Linked DNA regions of Homo sapiens: region 2 is linked to region 1. Evidence: read pairs that join two places in POLR2A ChIA-PET (ENCODE). Cell type or tissue: MCF 10A. All regions are shown on one strand. Links, peaks and the distances in the headings refer to the core of each region. The heading gives the core; the rest is flanking DNA.

Region 1 (10,500 bases), core at 3,268-5,767:
CGCGCCCGGCATGTATTACAAATTCTAAGAACACGAAGATAATGGGGCCGGCTTGGTGGCGCGAACCTGTAGCCTCACCTACTGTCAAGACTGAGACAGGAGGATCTCTTGAGCCCAGGAGGTCGAGGCTGCAGTGAGTCATGATCGCACCACTGCACTCCAGCTTGGGAGACAGAATATACCCTGTCTAAAAAATAATAATAAAAAAAAAGGTAATGGATGAGGCCGATAGTCAGGAATGAAATGACTTTAAACAATTGGGTATGCATGGGATTGGGTATGTGTGTATGTGGGGGCAGAGGGTGGGCATAACCGAAGTCCCATACTCATGTCCCTCTAGGCCTAATACATTTTGCAGACCTCACAGAGCTCAGACTGTTGTGAGCCGTTTTTCTTTTCTCAACCTCTTCAGTGTGTTTATTTTGCTTACATCATTAGGTTAAAATTTGGAGGATAACTCCCAGCTAGAAAGGAAGAAAAGCTCTAAAGTGGAATCGCCTTCCCCCGGAAGCTGTTGTAAAAATTAAAGGATGTATGTGAGTGCACAGGCTCTCCAGCGATCGTTTTTCTTCCACAGTGTTAACACAATTTATTTATTTATTTACTTTTTGAGATGAAGTCTCACTCTGTTGCCCAGGCTGGATGGAGTGCAGTGGTGTGATCTGGGCTCACTGCAACCTCCGCCTCCTGAGTTCAAGCGATTCTCCTGCCTCAGCCTCCTGGGTAGCTGGGACTAAAGGCTCCCACCACCATTCCCCGCTAGTTTTTGTATTTTTAGTAGAAATAGGGTTTCACCATGTTGGCCAGGCTGGTCTTGAACTCCTGACCTCAAGTGATCCTCTCGCCTCAGCCTCCTAAAGTGCTGGGATTACAGGCGTGAGCCACCGCGCCTGGCCTGTTTCCACAATTAAAAAAGGCCCATCACCCTATCATGATCATCTCTATTACAGTCTGGACAATATGAGCTTTCTGGGAGAGCCAGCTTCATTTCATAACTGAAGAAATGGGCTTAGGTGAACTTAGTCATTTGCCTGAGACCGCATAGCCTGTAGATAACCAAGATACCAGCTCACATTTGTTCCAACTCATTCCAGCTTTAAATTCTTTCATTCTTTTCACAGTATGATGCATTGACTGTGCTAGAATGTGTTCTTGGTGTTGGTGAGTTAATAGTGAAAAAAACAAGTTTCTGCCTTAGTGGAGATTCTGTTGTCATAGGATTTTCCCAGGCTGGCACTTTAGAAATTTATATCCAGGCTGATGATAGCTGTTCCAAAGTTTGAATCAGGAGAAGCAACTTTGGGGAAGTGAGTCTTTAAAAAAAGGTAACTTAAATTCAAGAAGAGGAAGAGGGTGAGCTTCTAAGTAAGAATTTGGAAAAATACGGATGAAGGTACAGACAAGTGTGAGGAAGGGTGTCCAGTGAAATAGGAAGGAATGGAGCAATGTGCCCAGATTAATAGAAGCCTCAAAACTAGGTAGAAGAGTGGAGTTACTTCAGTAAAAATAGCCATTGTTAATTCCTGCTCCTCTGTGTTTCTGGCCTCAGTGGATGGCATTACCAATCTACCAAGGCATAAGCCTGTGAGTTATTCCTTTAACAAATCACTCAGTGCCTACTGTTTGCAGGCACTGTGCTAGGTACTGAGGATTTGGTGATTAGCAAAATAGACATTGTCCTTGCCCTTGTGGTCCTCTGCAGCGGGAGTCAGATGTTAAAGAAATAAACAAATACCATATGTGAATTATAATAAGTTCAAGTGTGCTGAAGGAAAAGAACAGGGTGCTTTAAGAGAGAAACAGGGAATGTAGTTTAGCTGGTGTGGGTGGTCCACAAAGAGCATGCAGGCTGGGCGTGGTGGCTCACTCCTGTAATCCCAGCAATTTGGGAGGCCAAGGTGGGTGGATCATCTGAGGTCAGGAGTTCGAGACCAGCCTGGCCAACATGGCAAAACCCTGTCTCTACTAAAAATGCAAAAATTAGCCAGGCGTGGTGGCGCATGCCTGTTATTCCCAGCTACTCAGGAGGCTGACGCAGGAAAATCACCTGGGCCCAGGAGAGCCTGGGAAGCGGAGGCTGCAGTGAGCTAAGATTGCGCCACTGCACTTCAGCCTGGGCGACAGAGCAAGACTCCACTCCATCTCAAAAAAAAAAAAAAAAAGAAGAGTTGCCCTTGTGAAGGGGGGCTGAAAGAAGTGTCCAATAATGTATGAGAAAGCACCTAGCACTGTACCTAGCACATAATATCCAATAAATGTTAACTTCCTTCCTTAACAGGAAAATCATTTTCTCACCACTCTCTACCCCTCAGCCTTCATGTCATTGATTCAGATTTTGATGAAAGTGGAGTTAGGTTGAAAAAGACTGGTTCTCATTGTAGATAATAGTAATCCTTTCACTGATTTATATATCATCACTAAATTATATCATCACTGTAAACACAGATGCCAGAAAAAAGTCTGCCTACTAACAGTTTTATAAACCAAGTGTGTTAGTAAAATTTAGTTTCTAGTGAACTAGGGTAACAAAAAAGGCAAAGATGAGCTCATGAAGAACACCAGTCTAACCAGAAAATGTTATGTATTAGCATCTATAAATGATAAACTACAAACATTGACAAATTATTCAACTTTGGGCTGGGGATGGTAGCTCATGCCTGTAATCCTAAAGCTTTGGGAGGCCAAGGCATGAGTCACCAGGGCAGGAGTTTGAGACCAGCCTGGGCAACATGGCAAGACTCCACTTCTACAAAAATTAAAAGAAAAAAATTAGCTGAGTGTGTGGCACATGCCTGTGATCCCAGCTAGTTGAGAGGCTGAGGTGGGTAGAGAACTTGAGCCCACGAGTTCAAGGCTGCAGTGAGCTATGTATGATTGTGTCACTGCTCACCAGACAGGCAACAGAACCAGACTGTATCTCTAAAAAAAAAATTATTCAATGTTGCTGGATTTAACCCAGTAATATATAGTATAATTGTTCTCAAAGTGTGATCCTTAGACCACCAGCATCAGCATCACTTGGAACTTGTTAGAAATGTATTCTCACCACCACCCCAGACCTGCTGAATCTGACACTGAGGGTGGGACCTACAAGCGCTCCAGGGGATTCTGGTGCATACTGAAATTTAAGAACCACTGGTATAGTATATGCTGCAGTGCACAGTCCAGAGCCCACGTATTCCTTATAAAACTGGAGCACTTGGCCAGGTGTGGTAGCTCATCCCTGTAATCTCAGAACTTTGGGAGGCTGAGGTGGGCAGATCACCTGAGGTCAGGAGTTCCAGACCAGCTTGGCCAACATGGTGAAACCCCATCTCTACTAAAACAAAAATTAGCTGGGTGTAGTGGCATGCGCTTGTAGTCCCAGCTACTCTGGGAGGCTGAGGCAGGAGAATCACTTGAACCCAGGAGGTGGAAGTTGCAATGAGCCGAGATGACGCCACTGCACTCCAGCCTGGGCAACAGAGCAAGACTCTGTCTCAAAAAAACAAAAACAAAAAAACTGGAGCACTTATTTAGCTCCTGGAAGTGTTGACTGATCATTACTCAGGGATCTCTACCCAGGAATTGGACTTGGCCAAAGGAAGCTGTATCGCCCAAGTTTACACTCCTTTTTAGGGGGCCTACCTCCAGTGACTGGTGGATGTAGGATATAGTGCCTAGCTCTTTTGCCTTAATTTGAGACAATTCTGAAGGGCCATTCCAGCTCCAGAGTTTCTTGTGTGATTAGTTTTGACTTGATCTAACTGCATTGAAGTTCAACTTCTGCGTAATCCTACTTCCTCTATTTTCTCCTAGTAATGTCCCCAAGAGCATTCCATACTATTACCTCTTGAAAGCAAATCCCATTTGTTTCCTGGGAAACCTGAACTAAGACAATGACTTTTCTCTGCAAAAATGTAGTCAATTTTTGAGTAGGCAAGATATTCACACGTACAAAATTTCAAAATGTACAAAGGGTATACAGTGAAAAGACTCCCCTGGTGCAGTGGCTCATGCCTGTAATCTCAGCACTTTAGAGGTTAAGGCAGGAGGATCGCTTGAGCCCAGGAGTTCGAGACCAGTGTGGGTGACATAGTGAGACCCACATCTCTGTGAAAAATAAAAAAAATAAGCCGGGCGCGGTGGCTCACGCCTGTAATCCCAGCACTTTGGGAGGCCGAAGCAGGCAGATCACGAGGTCAGGAGATCGAGACCATCCTGGCTAACGCGGTGAAACCCCGTCTCTACTAAAAATACAAAATATTAGCCGGGCGTAGTGGCGGGCGCCTGTAGTCCCAGCTACTCGGGAGGCTGAGGCAGGAGAATGGCATGAACCCGGGAGGCGGAGCCTGCAGTGAGCCGAGATTGCGCCACTGCACTCCAGCCTGGGCGACACAGCAAGACTCCGTCTCAAAAAATAAAAAAATTAAGAAAATAAGCCAGGCATGGTGGCGTGCACATGTAGTCCCAGCTACTCAGGAGGCTGAGGGAGAAGGATCACTTGAGCCCAGGAATTTAAGGATGCAATGAGCTGTGATTGTGCCACTGCCTTCCAGCCTGAGTGAGAGCAAGACTCATACACACAGACACACAAACTCCTCCCATCCTTGCCCTTAGTCATCAGTTTCACCTCTGCAGAGGTGTTGCTGATACAGTGAAGTGTGTTAGCATTTAGAGACTTCAGACTTAAAGATTACTATACATAGATTGCAGGAGCTTTTTATCCCTGTGTTCACTTTTAAATTCCATTTTAATGCTGCAGTGCTCTTCAAAATATCACAAAGACTGTAAGAGACAGAAATTTTCTTTTGGCTATTCCTTTTTTTTTTTTTTTGAGACGGAGTCTCGCTCTGTCGCCCAGGCTGGAGTGCAGTGGCGCGATCTCGGCTCACTGCAAGCTCCGCCTCCGAGGTTCACGCCATTCTCCTGCCTCAGCCTCCCGAGTAGCTGGGACTACAGGCCCCCGCTACCACGCCCAGCTAATTTTTTTTTGTATTTTTAGTAGAGACGGGGTTTCACCGTGTTAGCCAGGATGGTCTCGATATCCTGACCTCGTGATCCACCCGCCTTGGCCTCCCAAAGTGCTGGGATTACAGGCGTGAGCCACCGCGCCCGGCCTCTTTTGGCTACTTTTGTAAAGGATAGCCAAATTCTCCTTTTTAAAGTACAGTCATGCATTGCTTACTGATGGGGATACCTTCTGAGAAATGTGTCATTAGGAAATTTCATCATCATGCTCACATTATAGAGTGTACTTACACAAACCTAGATGGTATATATAGCCTACTAGACACCTAGCTATATGGCATAGCCTGTTGTTCCTAGGCTACAAATCTGTACAGCATGTTACTAGTGCTGAATACTACTGTAACATAATGGTAAGTATTTGTATACCTAAACATAGAAAAGGAACAGTAAAAATACAGTATAAAAGATACAAGGCTGGGCTGGGGTGGCTCATGCCTATAATCCCAACACTTTGGGAAGCTGAGGTGGGCAGATCACCTGAGGTCAGTAGTTCGTGATTAGCCTGGCCAACATGGTGAAACCCCATCTTTACTAAAAATACAAAAATTAGCTGGGTGTGGTGGCACATGCCTGTAATCCCAGCTACTGGGGAGGCTGAGGCAGGAGAATCGCTTGAACCTGGGAGGCAGAGGTCGCAGTGAGCCGAGATCGTGCCATTGCACTCCAGCCTGAGCAACAAGAGCGAAACTCTGTCTCAAAAAACAAACCAACAAACAAAAACCCCAAAAAAGATACAAAATAGTACACTTGTATAGGGCACTTACCATAAATGGAGCTTGCAGGACTGGAAGTTGCTTTGAATGATTCAGTGAGTGGGTGGTGAATGAATGTGAAGGCCTAGGACTTTATACTGTATAGTACTGGAGACTATGAACAGTGTGCATAGGCTCCTCTAAATTTATAAAAATATTTTTCTTCAATAATAAGTTAACCTTAGCTTACCATAACTTTTTAACTTTATAAACCTTTACATTAAAAAATTTTTTTGAGTTTTTGTAAAACACTTAGCTTAAAACACAAATACCTTGTATGACTGCACAAAATGTTTTATTTCTTCATATCCATATTCTGTAAGCTTTTTGCTTTTTATTGAGAAGGGATTTTACTCTGCCACCCAGGCTGCAGTGCAATGGCGCAATCTCAGCTCACTGCAATCTTCGCTTCCTGGGCTCAAGTGATTCTCTCACCTCAGGCTCCTGAGTAGCTGGGACTATGGGCACAGATCACCAGGCCCGGCAAATTTTTGTATTTTTTGTAGAGACGGGGTTTCACCATGTTGCCCAGGCTGGTCTCCAACTCCTGGACTTAAGTGATCCTTCCCCTCTTGGCCACCCAGAGTGCTGGGATTACAGACCCGTGAGCCATGGCACCTGGTCTATTTTTAATTAAAAAAAATTGTTTTTTCACTTTTAAAAACTTGTATGTTAAAAATGAAGAAACAAACACACATATTAGCCTTGGTCTATACAGGGTGAGGATCATCAATATCACTGTCTTCCAGCTCCACATCTTGTCACACTGGAATGTCTTCAAGGGCATTAACACATATGGAGCTGTCATGTCCTGTGATAACAATGCCTTCTTGTGGATCCCTCCTGAAGGACCTGCCTGAGACTGTTTTACAGTTCTTTTTTTATGAGTAGAAGGAGTACACTCTAAAATAATGATAAAGGGCCAGGCGTGGTGGCTCACGCCTGTAATCCCAGCACTTTGGGATGCCGAGGTGGGCGGATCACTTGGGGTCAGGAGCTTGAGACCAGCTTGGCCAACATAGTGAAACCCCGTCTCTACTAAAAATACAAAAATTAGCCGGGCGTGGTGGCAGATACCTGTAGTCCCAACTACTCGGGGGAGCTGAGACAGGAGAATCGCTTGAACCTGGGGCGGAGGTTGCAGTGAGCTGAGATCGAGCCACTGCACTCCAGCCTGGGCGACAGAGCGAGACTCTGTCTCAAAAAATAAAAAATAAAAATAAATAAAATATTGATAAAAAGTACCAGTAACTACTGGGCGCGGTGGCTTATGCCTGCAATCCCAGCACTTTGGGAGGCCGAGGCTGGCAGACACCTGAGGCCAGGAGTTCGAGACCAGCTGCCCAACATGGTGAAACACTGTCTCTCTAAAAATACAAAAATTAGCTGGCATGGTGGCACACGTCTATAATTCCAGCTACTCAAGAGGCTGAGGCAGGAGAATCGCTTGGACCTGGGAGGTGGAGGTTGCAGTGAGCCGAGATAACACTACTGCACTCTATCCTGGGCCACAGAGCAAGATTCTGTCTCAAAAAAAAAAAAAAGTATCAGTAACATAGTTTTTTATTATCATTAGCAATTATATATTGTACATAATTGCAAGTGCTATACTTTTATACAACTGGCAGCCAGTAGGTTTGTTTACACAAGCATCACCAGAAACGTGGGTAATGCCTGGCACTAAGAGGTTATAATGGCTAAGATGGTTATGATGTCACTAGGCAATAGGAATTTTTCAATTTCATTGTAATCCTATGGGGCCACAAATAAATGCCCTATGTGGCACATGACTGTATTATTATTATTACTATTATTTTGTAAAAATTCCTGGAAAGGTTTAGGGCAGATTGCAGTGGCAAGGCAGCTACTCACATGAGCCAGAACCTGCCCAATTTTTCTTTCTTTTTTTTTTTTTTTTGAGACGGAGTCTCGTTCTGTCACCCAGGCGGGAGTGCAGTGGCGCCATCTCGGTTCACTGCAAGCTCCGCCTTCCGGGTTCACGCCATTCTCCTGCCTCAGCCTCCGGAGTAGCTGGGACTACAGGTGCCCGCCACCACACCCGGCGACTTTTTTTTTTTGTATTTTTAGTAGAGACAGGGTTTCACCGTGTTAGCCAGGATGGTCTCGATCTCCTGACCTTGTGATCCGCCCGCCTCAGCCTACCAAAGTGCTGGGATTACAAGCGTGAGCCAGTGAGCCTGGCCCAAGCCTGGCCAGTTCTAAATGAGGTCAATCAGGATGCACCCACCCTTCTATACTCAGCTGTGATGCCTGGGACTCTGCAAAACACACTTCTGCTTTGCCTTTGCTTCCCTGCTAGGCTTTGCCAATAGGGGGAACTAGAGGGAAATGGAAAGACTGAAGGCGCCCTCCAGTCCGCTTTCTGTTTCTCTGAGTGTCACTTATTCAGGACTTCACTCTGGCTGGAGCAGTTCGTTAGGTAGCAGCAGCTGACTCAGTTTTTCCAACTCTTGAAAAGCCAGCCTAATTGTCTCTAACCCCCTCACCAGCACCAGCCGGCTCCTTCCTCAGAGGTTTGAGTTGCAGCTCTAGAGGTCCCTTTCTCTAGGTTTCTAAGATTTTCCCTTTGATTTTTTCAAGGTAGCTGCTAGTTGCTACCTCCATGACACCTTAGAGTTCTCTTTTTACCCTTTAGTAGTTAACTATAGATATATGATCATATATGTAGTTATATATAGTATATATAGTTATATATATATATATATATATATATATATATATTTTTTTTTTTTTTTTTTTTTTTTTTTGAGACAGAGTCTCACCCTGTCACCAAGGCTGGAGTGTAATGGCGAGATCTCGGCTGACTGCAACCTCTGCTTCCTGGGTTCAAATGATTCTTCTGCCTCAGCCTCCCCAGTGGCTGGGATTACAGGCGCCCACCACCACGCCCAGCTAATTTTTGTATTTGTGGTAGAGACGGGGTTTCACCATGTTGGCCAGGCTGGTCTCGAACTGCTGACCTCATGATCCACCCGCCTTGGCTTCCCAAAGTGCTGGGATTACAGGTGTGAGCCACCGCGCCTGGCCCTAGTAGTTAACAATATTATACCCAGTTAATGATATCTTATATTGTCTCTGTTCAGATAAGTGATGGGCTGGGCACAGTGGCTCATGTGTGTAATTCCAGCACTTAGGGAGGCGGAGTTGGTGGTAGGAGGATCCCTTGAGCCCAGGAGTTTGAGACCAGCCTGAGCGACAGAGTGAGACCCTGTATCAAAACAAAAAAACATTGTATTTTCTGGAACCTGAATGAATGTTGACTGATACAGCATATGATTTTGTTTTGTTTTGTTTTTAAACTTTCTCTTATCAAAAACTTTAAGCTCATATGAAAGTAAAACAAATAGTGCAGTGAACCTGGCATCACTCAGCTACAATAATATCTCATGGCCTCTTTTACTTTATTTTATATTCTCATTTATTTTGCCCCATTTTCAACTGGGTATGTTGAAGTAAATTTAAAGTAAATTGGCAACAAATGTTTTTACAAGAAAATTGTTTCTTTAAAAAAAACTTGGGTCACTAGAATTTGTACAATGTGCATGCATTACCTATTTTATCCACTAGCAATGCACAAATGGAAAATGAAACTTTTTTTTTCTCTTGCAGAAATGTAACTTGTATATATTTTTTTCCTTTTTTTTTTTGAGCCAGAGTCTCACTGTGTCGCCCAGGCTGGAGTACAGTGGCAGGATCTTAGTTCACTGCAACCCCTGCCTCCCATGTTCAAGCGATTCTCCTGCCTCAGCCTCCTGAGTAACTGGAACTACAGGTACCCGCCACCATGCCTAGCTAATTTTTTTGTATTTTTAGTAGAGACGGGGTTTTGCCATGTTGGCCAGGCTGGTCTCAAACTCCTGACCTCAAGTGATCCGCCCGCCTTGGCCTCCCAAAGTGCTGGGATTACAGGCGTGAGCCACCCCACCCAGCCTGTTTCATCAAATTTATATGCTACAAAATAGTAAGCCCTCTCAATTTCACTCCATTCCAGTACAGAATATAATGGGTTTTTTTTGTTTTGTTTTTTGTTTTTTTTTGAGACAGAGTCTTACTCTGTCACCCAGGCTGTAGTGCAGTGGCTGCCATTTCAGCTCATTGCAACCTCTGCCTCTCAGGGTCAAGTGATTCTCCTCCCTCAGCCTCCAGAGTAGCTGGGATTACAGGCATGCGCCACCACACCCAGATAATTTTTGTACTTTTAGGAGAGACGAGGTTTCGCCATGTTAGCCAGGCTGTCTCAAATTCCTGACCTCACGTGATCTGCCAGCCTCAGCCTCCCAAAGTGCGGGGATTACAGGCATGAACCACCACGCCTGGCCAGAATATACATTTATCCAATTAAAAATGGAAGTTCATTGCTTCGAGAGGCTGAGGTGGGAGGATTGCTTGAACCCAGGAGTTCAAGACCAGCCTGGGCAACATAGCGAAACCCCATCTCTACAATAAATACAAAAAGTTAGCTGGGTGTGGTGGTGGTCCCTGCCTATAGTCCCAGCTACCCTGGAGGCTGAGGTGGGAAAATCACCTGAGCCTAGGAGGTTGAGGCTGCAGTGAGCCAAGATCGTGCCACTGCACCCCTGCCTGGTGACAGAGTAAGACCTGTCTCAAAAAAAAAAAAAAAAAAAAGTTGCATTACAAGATTTTTTCCATAAGCCAAGGTATTTCAGAGTGATTTATCATTATTTTTTCAAGCTTTCCCTGCTAGGGATCAAGTCTA
Region 2 (10,500 bases), core at 3,320-5,819, 89 kb after region 1:
GCATGTCCACAGAAATGGGCTGTGACTCTCTCTCCTAGGTGTTTCCAGAGGTGCTTGCAAGACAGCTGTGCTCTGGGGAAAGGGGAATGAGCAAAGACCCAGAGAAACCTCTGTGGACCACAAATCAGAGAGGAGCAGGTGGAGGTTGAGGAAGGTGGTGCTGTAGTGGGCCCAGTGTTCTGCAAACCCACCTTCGGTAATTTCCCAAATTGTTCATAGATGTCAGGAATAGACATACTTAGTTACTTGCCAGAAACTCTGCATTAGGGGCCGATGAGCTAGAGCTCTTCAGCTAAACTGGTTATATGTATGTAACATCTGTATCTATGTTGCTATATATGTCTATATGATCATATATACATGTTGCACGTATATATTTGTGCATGTACATTCATGTGACAAAAGAAATAGAAAGATCAATTTGACCTTTTGAAGACACAAAATTTAAAAATACAATGCATTTGTTGGAAAGAATCTAGTATATAAGAAATGTGTAATGTTCAGGGGAATTAATCAACACAAGCTGTGGTTTGTGTCACGTTTTAAACTTAATGATATCTGTAGACCCAATGGATGGCAGAAATAGAAATGAGTATTGTCCATATTTAATGATGAGGAACTTGAAGCTTTCCCACTAAGATCAGGAACAAAGCAAGGATGTTCCCTCTCACCACTCTTTTTCAACATTGTACTGGGCAACCTGGCTAATGCAATAAGATAAGGAAAGAAAACAAAAGGTATACAGGGTGACTTTTTTTTTTTGAGCGTCTTGCTGTGTCACCCAGGCTGGAGTGCAGTGGTGTGATCCCAGCTCACCACAACCTCTGGCTCGCGGATTCAAGCGATTCTCCTGCCTAAGTCTCCCAAGTAGCTGGGACCACAGGTGCCCACCACCATGCCCTGCTAATTTTTTTTTGTATTTTTAGTAGAGATGGGGTTTCACTATGTTGGCCAGGCTGGTCTTGAACTCCTGATCTCGTGATCCATCCACCTCAGCCTCTCAAAGTCCTGGGAATTACAGGCATGAGCCACCGTGCCCAGCCAGGATGACTTTTTAAAAAAGAAATAAGGCCGGGTGCAATGGCTCACGCCTGTAATCCCAGCAATTTGGGAGGCCAAGGTGAGCAGATCACCTGAGGTGAGGAGTTCAAGACCAGCCTGGCCAACATGGTGAAACCCCATCTCTATTAAAAACACAAAAATGAGCCAGGCGTGGTGGCGGGCGCCTGTAATCTCAGCTACTCCAGAGGCTGAGGTGGGAGGATCGCCTAAACCTGGCAGGTGGAGGTTGTAGTGAGCTGAGATTGTGCCACTGCACTCCAGCCTGGGCAACAGAGCAAGACTCCATCTCAAAATAAATAAATAATAAAAACTAAAAAAGAGATAAAACTTTTTAAAGATGGCATGATTGTCTATGTAGTGAATAACAAAAACAAAAACAAAACCTCCTGAAGCTAATAAACAATTATAGCAAGGTTGTAGGATACCAGGTTAATCTATAAAAGTCAAATTGCTTTGTTATATACCAGTAATGAACAATTGAATTTTTTAAGAGACAGGGTCTTACTTTGTTGTTGCCCAGGCTGGAATGCAGTGGTGTGATCATAGCTCACTGTCACCTCAAACTCCCTGGCTCAACCAGTCCTCCCCTCAGTCTCCCAAGTAGCTAGGACTACAGGTGGATGCCACCATGCCCAACTAAGTTTTAATTTTTTCTGTAGAGACAGGGTCTCGCTATTTGCCCAGGCTGATCTTGAACTCCTGGCCTCAAGCAAGCATCCCAACTAGGCCTTCCAAAGCACTGGGATTACAGGTGTGAGCCACTGCACTTGGCCTGAAATTTTAAATTAAAAAGACAGCATTCATATTAGCACCAAAAAAAAGGGGGGGGGGAGGGGAAATAGGTATAAATCTAAGAAATATGTACAAGTTCTATATGAGAAAAACCATATAACTCTGATGAAAGAAATCAAAGAACTAGATAAATGGAGAGATACCCCATGTTCATGGACAGAAAGAGTCACTATTGTCAGGATGTCAGTCCTTCCCAATTAGATCTATATATTTAATGAAATCCAAATCAAAATCCCAGCAAGTTACTTTTTAGATATAAACAAATTATAAACTTTATGCAGAAAGGCAAAAGACCCAGGATAGCCAACACAGTATTGAAAAAGATGAGCACAGTCAGAAAACCGATACTACCTGACTTCAAGACTTACTATAAAGCTAGGTGGGGCGCAGTGGCTCATGCCTGTAATCCTGTAATCCTGTGCTCATGCCTGTAAAGTGCGGTGGCACTTTGGGAGGCCAAGGCAGATGGATCACCTGAGGTCAGGAGTTCGAGACCAGCCTGGCCAACATGGTGAAACTCTGTATCTACTAAAAATACAAAAGATTAGCTGGGCGTGGTGGCAGATGCCTGTAATCTCAGTTACTCTGGAGGCTGAGGCAGAAGAATCGCTTGAACCTGGGAGGCAGAGGTTGCAGTGAGCCAAGATCGTGCCACCATACTCCAGCCTGGGTGACACAGCAAGACTGTCTCAAAAAAAAGAGACTTACTATAAAGCTAAAGTATTGGTGAAAGAATAGACAATAGATCAATGGAACAGAATATAGAGCCCAGAAATAGACCCACACAAATATAGTCAACTGATCTTTGACACAGGAGCAAAGACAATATAATGGAGCAAAGATGGTCTTTTAAACAACTGGTGTTGGGGCACGGTGGCTCACCCCTGTAATCCCAGCACTTTGGGAGGCCGAGGCAGGGGGGTCCCTTGAGGTCAGGAGTTTGAGACCAGACTGGCCAACATAGCAAAACTCTGTCTCTACTAAAAATGTAAAAATTAGCTGGGCGTGGTGGCGAGCACTTGTAATCCCAGCAAGAGGCTAAGGTAGGAGAACCACTTGAAACTGGGAGGCTGAGGTTGCAGTGAGCCAAGATTGTGCCACTGCACTCCAGCCTGGGTGACAGAGTGAGACTCTGTTTCAAAAAACAAACAAACAAACAAACAAAAACAAATGGTGTTAGAACAATTGGACATTCATATGCCAAAAAAAAAAAAAGAATCTAGACAGATAGACAGATATCTTATACTTTTCACAAAAATGAACTCAAAATGAATCATAGACCTAAATATAAAACACAAAACTATAAAACTCCTAGATGATAACATGGGAGAAAACCTATATGACTTTAGGTATGGTAATGATTCTTTAGATATAACACCAAAAGTATGAACCATGGAAGAAATAATTAATAAGCTGGACTTCATTAAAACTAAAAATATTTGCTGTGTGAAAGACATTATTAAGAGAATGAAAAGACAAGCAACACACTGGGAGAAAATATTTGCAAAACACATATTTGATAGAAGGCTTGTATCCAAAATATAGAAAGAACTTCTATAGAAATAAAATATAATATAGAAATATAACATAATAGGCTGGGCACGGTGACTCACGCCTGTAATCCCAGCACTTTGGGACGCCGAGGCCGGCGGATTACCTGAGGTCGGGAGTTTGAGACCAGCCTGACCAACATGGAGAAAATCCATCTCTACTAAAAATACAAAATTAGCCGGGTATGGTGGTGCATGCCTGTAATCCCAGCTACTCAGGAGGCCGAGCAGGAGAATCACTTGAACCTGGGAGGCGGAGGTTGCGGTGAGCCGAGATCCCGCCATTGCACTCCAGCCTGGGCAACAAGAGCAAAACTCTGTCTCAAAAAAAAAAAAGGCAAAAGATCAGGACACCTCACCAAGAAGATATACAGATGTCAAGTAAGCATATGAAAAGATGCTTAACATGATATACCATTAAGGAGATGCAAATTGAAACAGCAATGATATACCACTTCACCCCTGTTAAAATGGGCAAAATCCAAAACACTGACAATACCAAATGATGGCGAGGATGTGTAGCATCAATAACTCTCATTCATTGCTAGTGGGAATGTGAAATGGGGACAGCCACATGGAAGACAGTTTGGCAGTTTCTTTAAAATCTAAACATATTCTTACCATATGTTTCAGCAATTGCGTTCCTCGGTATTTACCCAAATGAATTGAAAACTATGTCCAGACACAAAAAACCTGCACACAAATGCTCATGGCAGCTTTATTCATAGTTGCCAAAGCCTGCAAGTAACCAAGTTATTCTTCAGCAGGTGAATGAATAAACAAACTGCGATACAGCCATAAAATGAAACATTATTCAACAATTAAAGAAAAAGAAGAGCCACCAAGCCATGGCTCTTAATCAAGATCCATGATCAAGCTCTTGATCACCCAAGAACCTGGGTGATCACGCCACTACACTCCAGCCTGGGTGACAGAGCAAGAACCTGTCTCAAAATTTTTTTTTAACTTTTTATTTTTTTATTTTTATTTATTTTTGTTTTTGTTTTTTTGAGGCAGAGTCTTGCTCTGTCACTCAGGCTGGAGTGCAGTGGTGCGATCTTGGCTCACTGCAAGCTCTGCCTCCCGGGTTCACGCCATTCTCCTGCCTCAGCCTCCTGAGTAGCTGGGACTACAGGCGCCTGCTACCACGTCCGGCTAATTTTTTGTATTTTTAGTAGAGATGGGGTTTCACCGTGTTAGCCAGGATGGTCTCAATCTCCTGACCTCGTGATCTGCCCACCTCGGCCTCCCAAAGTGCTGGGATTACAGGCGTGAGCCACCGTGCTCGGCTAACTTTTTATTTTGAAATAATTGTAGATTCACATGTAATTATAAGAAATAACACAAAGCCATGAAAAGACATGGAGGAAACTTAAATGCATTTTGGTAATTGAAAGAAACCAGTCTGAAAAGGCTACATATTGTATTATTCCAACAATATGACATTCTGGAAAAGGTAAAATTATGGACATAGTAAAAAGATTAGTCAGTGGTTGCTAGGGGTTTGGAAAGAAGAGGGGAGGGATGAATAGGTGGAGTAAAAGGGATTTTTAGGGAAGTCAAACTATTCTGTATGACACTGTAATGGTAGGTACATGACATTATGTATTTGTTAAAACCCATAGAACCATACAACACAAAGAGTGAACCTTAAGGTAAATTGTGAACTTTAGTCAATAATGTATCAATATTGGTTTATCAGTTGTAACAAATGTAGCACACTAATGCAAGATGTTAACAATAGGAAGCCATATGTGTAGTAGGGAGAGGGAATACATGGGAAATCTGTACTACCTGTTCAATTTTTCTATAAACTTAAAACAGAAAATCTATTAACAAAATATCAGCTTGCCACTGTAGCTCATTCCTGTAATCTCAGTACTTTCCAAGGCTGAGGCTGGAAGGTTGCTTCAGTCCAGGTGTTTGAGGCTGCCATGAGCTATGGTCCCACCACTACACTCCAGCCTGAGTGACAGAGCAAGATCTTGCTAAAAAAAAAAAAAAAAAAATTGTATTCTCACCACCAACATATGAGAGTGCTTCTTTCCCAACAGCCTCACCAACAGAGTGTGCTGTCATATTTTTACAATTTTTAATCTGATGTGTGAATGTAGTTTTCATTTGCAGTTATTTAATTTTGAGTGACATTGAACATCTTTTCACATATTTATGTCTTTTTATGTATGTGTGAATTGTCTGTTTATAGCTTTTGCTCATTTTTCTATCAGATTGTTGGTCTTATTTTCACCTAATTTTTTCTTTTTTTTTTTTTGAGACAGGGTCTCACTCTGTTGCCCAGGCTGGAGTGCAGTGGTGTGATCACAACTTACTGCAGCCTCAACCTCCTGGGCTCAAACAATCCTCCCACCTCAGACTCCTGAGTAGCTGGGACCACAGGCATGCACCACCACACCTGGCTAATTTTTAAATTTTTTGTAGAGGCAGGATCTCCCTGTGTTGCCCAAGCTGGTCTTGAACTCCTGGGCTCAAGTTATCCTCCCGCCTTGGCTTCCTAAAGTACTGGGATTACAGGCCTGAGCCACGATTCCTAGCCCTCCTTTTAAATTTTTAAATTAAGGGTGGGCATAGTGGCTCATGTCTGTAATCCTAGCAATTTGGGAGGCCAAGGTGGGAGAATTGTTTGACCCTAGAAGGTTGAGACCAGCCTGGGCAACATAGGGAGACCCCACCTCTACAAAAATATTTAAAAATTAGCCAGGCATGGTGACGCGTGCCTGTGGTCCCAGTCCCAGCTACTCGAGAGGCAGGGGTGGAAGGATTGCTTGAGCCCATCATGCCACTGCACTCTAGCCTCGGTGACAGAGCGAGACCCTGTCTCAAAAAGAATTTTTTAAATTAAACTTTTTATTTTGAAATAATTGTAGATTCACATGTAATTGTAAGAAATAACACAGAGAGATCCTATGTCCCCTTTACTCTATTTCTGGCATTGGTAACTTTTTACTTTTTGAGATGGAGTCTCACTCTGTCACCCAGGCTGGAGTGCAGTGGCATGATCTTTGCTCACTGCAACCTCCACCTCCCAGGTTCAAGCGACTCTTGTGCCTCATCCTCCCGAGTCGCTGGGATTACAGGTGCATGTCAACACATCTGGCTAATTGTTGTATTTTTAGTAGAGACAGGGTTTCACTATGTTGGCCAGGCTGGTCTGGAATTCCTGACCTCAAGTGATCCACCCGCTTTGGCATTCCCAAAGTGCTGGGGCGTGAGCCACCACGCCCAGCCCAATGGTTAACATCTTGCAGAGTGAGAGTACAGCATCACACCAGGACACTATAGTGACGCAGTCAAGGTACAGAATGTCCATTTCCACAAGAACAGCTCCTGTTGCCCTCTCCAGGCAATCATAGCCCCTACAGGATATGGGATACAGATTAGTGGTTTCCAGCGAATAGGGACTGGGAGGAGGAATGGGGGTGGGAGGGAGGTGGATGTGCATATAAATGGGCAACACGAGGGATCTTTATGGTGAGGGAACTTTTCGGTATCTTGACCATGATGATGAATACATGGACTTATACAGGTGATAAAATCGTATAGAACTTAACACACACACAGACACACGCACACAATGCAGAAATAAAATGAGGAAAATCTGAATATGATCAATGGATTCTATCCATATGGATATACTGGTCATGATGTTAGACTATATTTTTGCAAATGTTACCCTTGGGGGAAACTGGGCAAAGTGTACAAGAGATTGCTGTATTATTTCTTACAACTGATTGGGAATCTCCTTTTATCTCAAAATAAAAAGTTTAATTAAAATGAGAATTTTCATAGCAGCTTTATTCATAATCACCAAACACTGGAAGCAGTTCATGTAGCCAGAGAATAGATAAACACTCTGTGGTTCATCCCTATAGTGAAATATCACTCAGCAAGAAATATGAATAAACAACTTATAAACATGCTTAACCTCAGAAATATGCTGAATGAAAGAAACCTCAGAAAAGAGTACTTAATGTGTGATTCCATATGTGTGGCATCTAGAATGGCCAAAAATAATCAATCTATGGTGGAAAAAAAAATAGAACAGTGGTTGCCTGGTGAAGGGGCAGGCACGTTTGGTTTGGGAATGCTCTCTAACCCCCTTGCTAGGGGTTAGGTTACAAAAGTATACACACTTGTCATCAAATAAAAAGTGGGGAAAAAACATAATCAAATGGTACACTTAAAATTTGTGTACTATGTTATATGTAAATTGTACCTCAAAAGAAAAACAAGAGCCACAAACAAATAACAAACTTCAGTTAATAATGTGCAAACAGAAGTATCTGAATACGGGAAGTATACTGTTGCCTGCAACTTAATTTGAAATGCCCCAGAAAACAAAAGCAAGATGGCTAGTAGAGAGGATAAATGGATACATATGTGATAAGGCAAGTAGAATATAAAATATAAGTCTTTTCAACTTTTCTGTGTGTTTGAGAATGTTCATAATAAGATGATGGAGGAAAAAGTTTTTGATCCAGCAGTTTGAGACACCATTATGATCAGGTACTAAATTTTCATGTGAATTTGGGTCTGTTCCTGTACTTTCTTTTTTTTCAAGACAGAGTCTCACTCTGTCACCCAGGCTGGAGTGCAGTGGTGCAACCTCTGCTCACTACAACCTCTGCCTCCTGGGTTCAAGTGATTCTCCTGTCTCAGCCTCCTGAGTAGCTGGGACCATAGGTGCGCGCCACCACACCCAGCTAATCTTGGTATTTTTAGTAGAGAAGAGAGTTTCACCATGTTGGCCAGGCTGGTCTCAAACTCCAAGCATCAAGTGATCTACCCGCCTTGGCCTCCCAAAGTGCTGGGATTACAGGCATGAGCCACCGCGCCCGGCTCTCTACTTTCTTTTCTATTCCACTGGTAATCATTCTAGTACCATACTCTTCATTTTAAAGGCCTTTGTAGCATGTTTTAATGTTTGGTGTGGCTAGCTGGCTCTTGTAGCTTCTCTTTTTCAGTGGTTTCCTGGCTATTGTTTCCTTCTAATTTTTCTATATGAACTTTAAAATAACTTGTTTATATTCGGGGCCGGGCACGGTGGCTCACACCTGTAATCCCAGCACTTTGGGAGGCCGAGGCAGGTGGATCACAAGGTCAGGAGATCGAGACCATCTGGCCAACATGGTGAAATCCTGTCTTTACTAAAAATACAAAAATTAGCTGGGCGTGGTGGTGGGTGCCTGTAATCCCAGCTACTTGGGAGGCTGAGGCAGGAGAATGGCTTGAACCCGGGAGGCGGAGGTTACAGTGAGCCAAGATCATGCCACTGCACTCCAGCCTGGTAACAGAGGAAGACTCTGTCTCAAAAATAAATAAATAAATAAATAACTTGTTTATATTCATAATTGGTGTTTTTATTGGAATTGTGTTAAATCTGTAAATTTGCTTAGAGAAAACTGACATCATAATGATACTGACTTTTCTGTCCAAGAACAAGGGACAAATGTCTTCCATTTATTCATACTTAGCCTTGTATCTTACAGGCTTATATAGGTTTCGCCCATTTTATTTTATTTTTATTTATTTATTTTTTGAGATGGAGTCTTGCTGTGTCACCCAGGCTGGAGTGCAGTGGTACAATCTTGGCTCACTGCAATCTCCACCTCCCAGGTTCAAGTGATTCTCCTGCCTCAGCCTCCTGAGTAGCTGGGATTACAGGTGCCCGCTACCACACCAGGCCAATTTTTGTATTTTTAGTAGGGACGGGTTTCGCCATGTTGGCCAGGCTGATCTCAAACTCCTGACCTCAAGTGATCTGCTGGCCTCAACCTCCCAAAGTGCTGGGATTACAGGCGTGAGCCACTGCACCCAGCCAGGTTTTGCACATTTTAGGTTTATTCCTAAGTATTTGACCTTTTTGGGCTGTTACATATACAGTGTTTGCTACCACTGTATACTCTGACTGGTTGAGATTTGTGTATATGTAGGGCATTATTGATTCCTGTATGTCAATTTTATGTATTTATTTATTTTTAATGTTTTCCACTCTGTTTTATGGTACTGAACTGTGTGTTAATTTTATATCCCAGTTATGTTCATGAATTCTTTTGTCTCAGTAACTTTATCATTGACTCTCCAAACACAATTTTAATCCTAAACCTAACTTTCACTGTAATTCTAGCCTAACAAGACCCTAACTAGCATTAACCCAAAAGCTAAGTCTGTCATTGATTTTAATCCTAACCCTATTTCTATCCCTAATCATAAATCTAACCATAACATTAAGCCTGACTCAAGCCTAATCTAACTTTTACCTTAAACCTAACCCTAGTCAAACCCCAAAGTTACCACCTATATTAAATAAAACATAACCTTACCAAAACAGAATATAAACCTTAATCCAAGAGCTCTCTCTAAGCCTAACTCCTGACCCTAACAACAAATAGCTCTACTAATAAACTTTATCCTAATTATAACAATAACCCACATCCACACTCTAATCCTAATTCTGAATTTAACATAATCTGTCACTAACAATACTCTAACCACACCCAATCCCCAAATTAGCATTAATTCTAAACCCTAACACTAAGCCTAACCCAAATGTAATTTAATCCTAACCTGAACTTCAAACCCAAAACTAACCCTAACCTTAAATCTAACCCTAAACTAACTGTAACCCTAACTAACTCCAGCTCTGAGAATCAACTTTACCTCAACTCTACCCCATTAACCTAAACACTAACGATATCCTTAACTCCAACCCTAAGTCTAAAGGTAATCCTCATACCAACCAAATATTAAGCCTAACCATAATCATAAATATAATCATATTGCCAAAACTAATCCAAATTTAACTCTAACACCAAATTTAGCCCTAACCCAATACTAATTCTAACTCTAATATTTGAACTAACCCCAAATATTACCTTATTATAGTCATGAACTTCATCAAATTGCCAACTCTAATCCTAACTCCAACACTGTCGTTAACCTTCAATTTAACTGTTAATAGTATCACTAAACCTCAGCACTAATCTTTACCCTCATATTAACTCTATCATTAAGCAAACCCTGGATTAACAAAACTCCTATGTAAACCCTTACTCTAATTCTAATTCTAACCCCAACT

The links. ChIA-PET counts read pairs that join two places held together with the same protein. Peaks named below come from ENCODE experiments on the same cell type or tissue, not always from the same donor. Only the 100,000 strongest peaks of a DNase experiment are listed, where the experiment ranks them.
Region 2: POLR2A ChIA-PET joins it to region 1 with 5 read pairs; 9 of 35 experiments call an interaction of 5 or more read pairs at or near these places.

The regions. Positions count from the first base shown.
Region 1 is chr7:44,849,021-44,859,520 of GRCh38, forward strand. H2AZ2-DT (H2AZ2 divergent transcript) reads left to right here. Exons shown (of 2, transcript NR_187581.1): 2 at 439-545. Among named protein-coding and RNA genes, the nearest start is that of H2AZ2-DT, 5.8 kb to the left of the region's middle. In MCF 10A, for the core only: no CTCF peak of the experiment used is centred there; a DNase peak (open chromatin) is centred at 4,581.
Region 2 is chr7:44,938,358-44,948,857 of GRCh38, forward strand. No RefSeq gene overlaps it. Among named protein-coding and RNA genes, the nearest start is that of MYO1G, 35 kb to the right of the region's middle. In MCF 10A, for the core only: no CTCF peak of the experiment used is centred there; no DNase peak of the experiment used is centred there.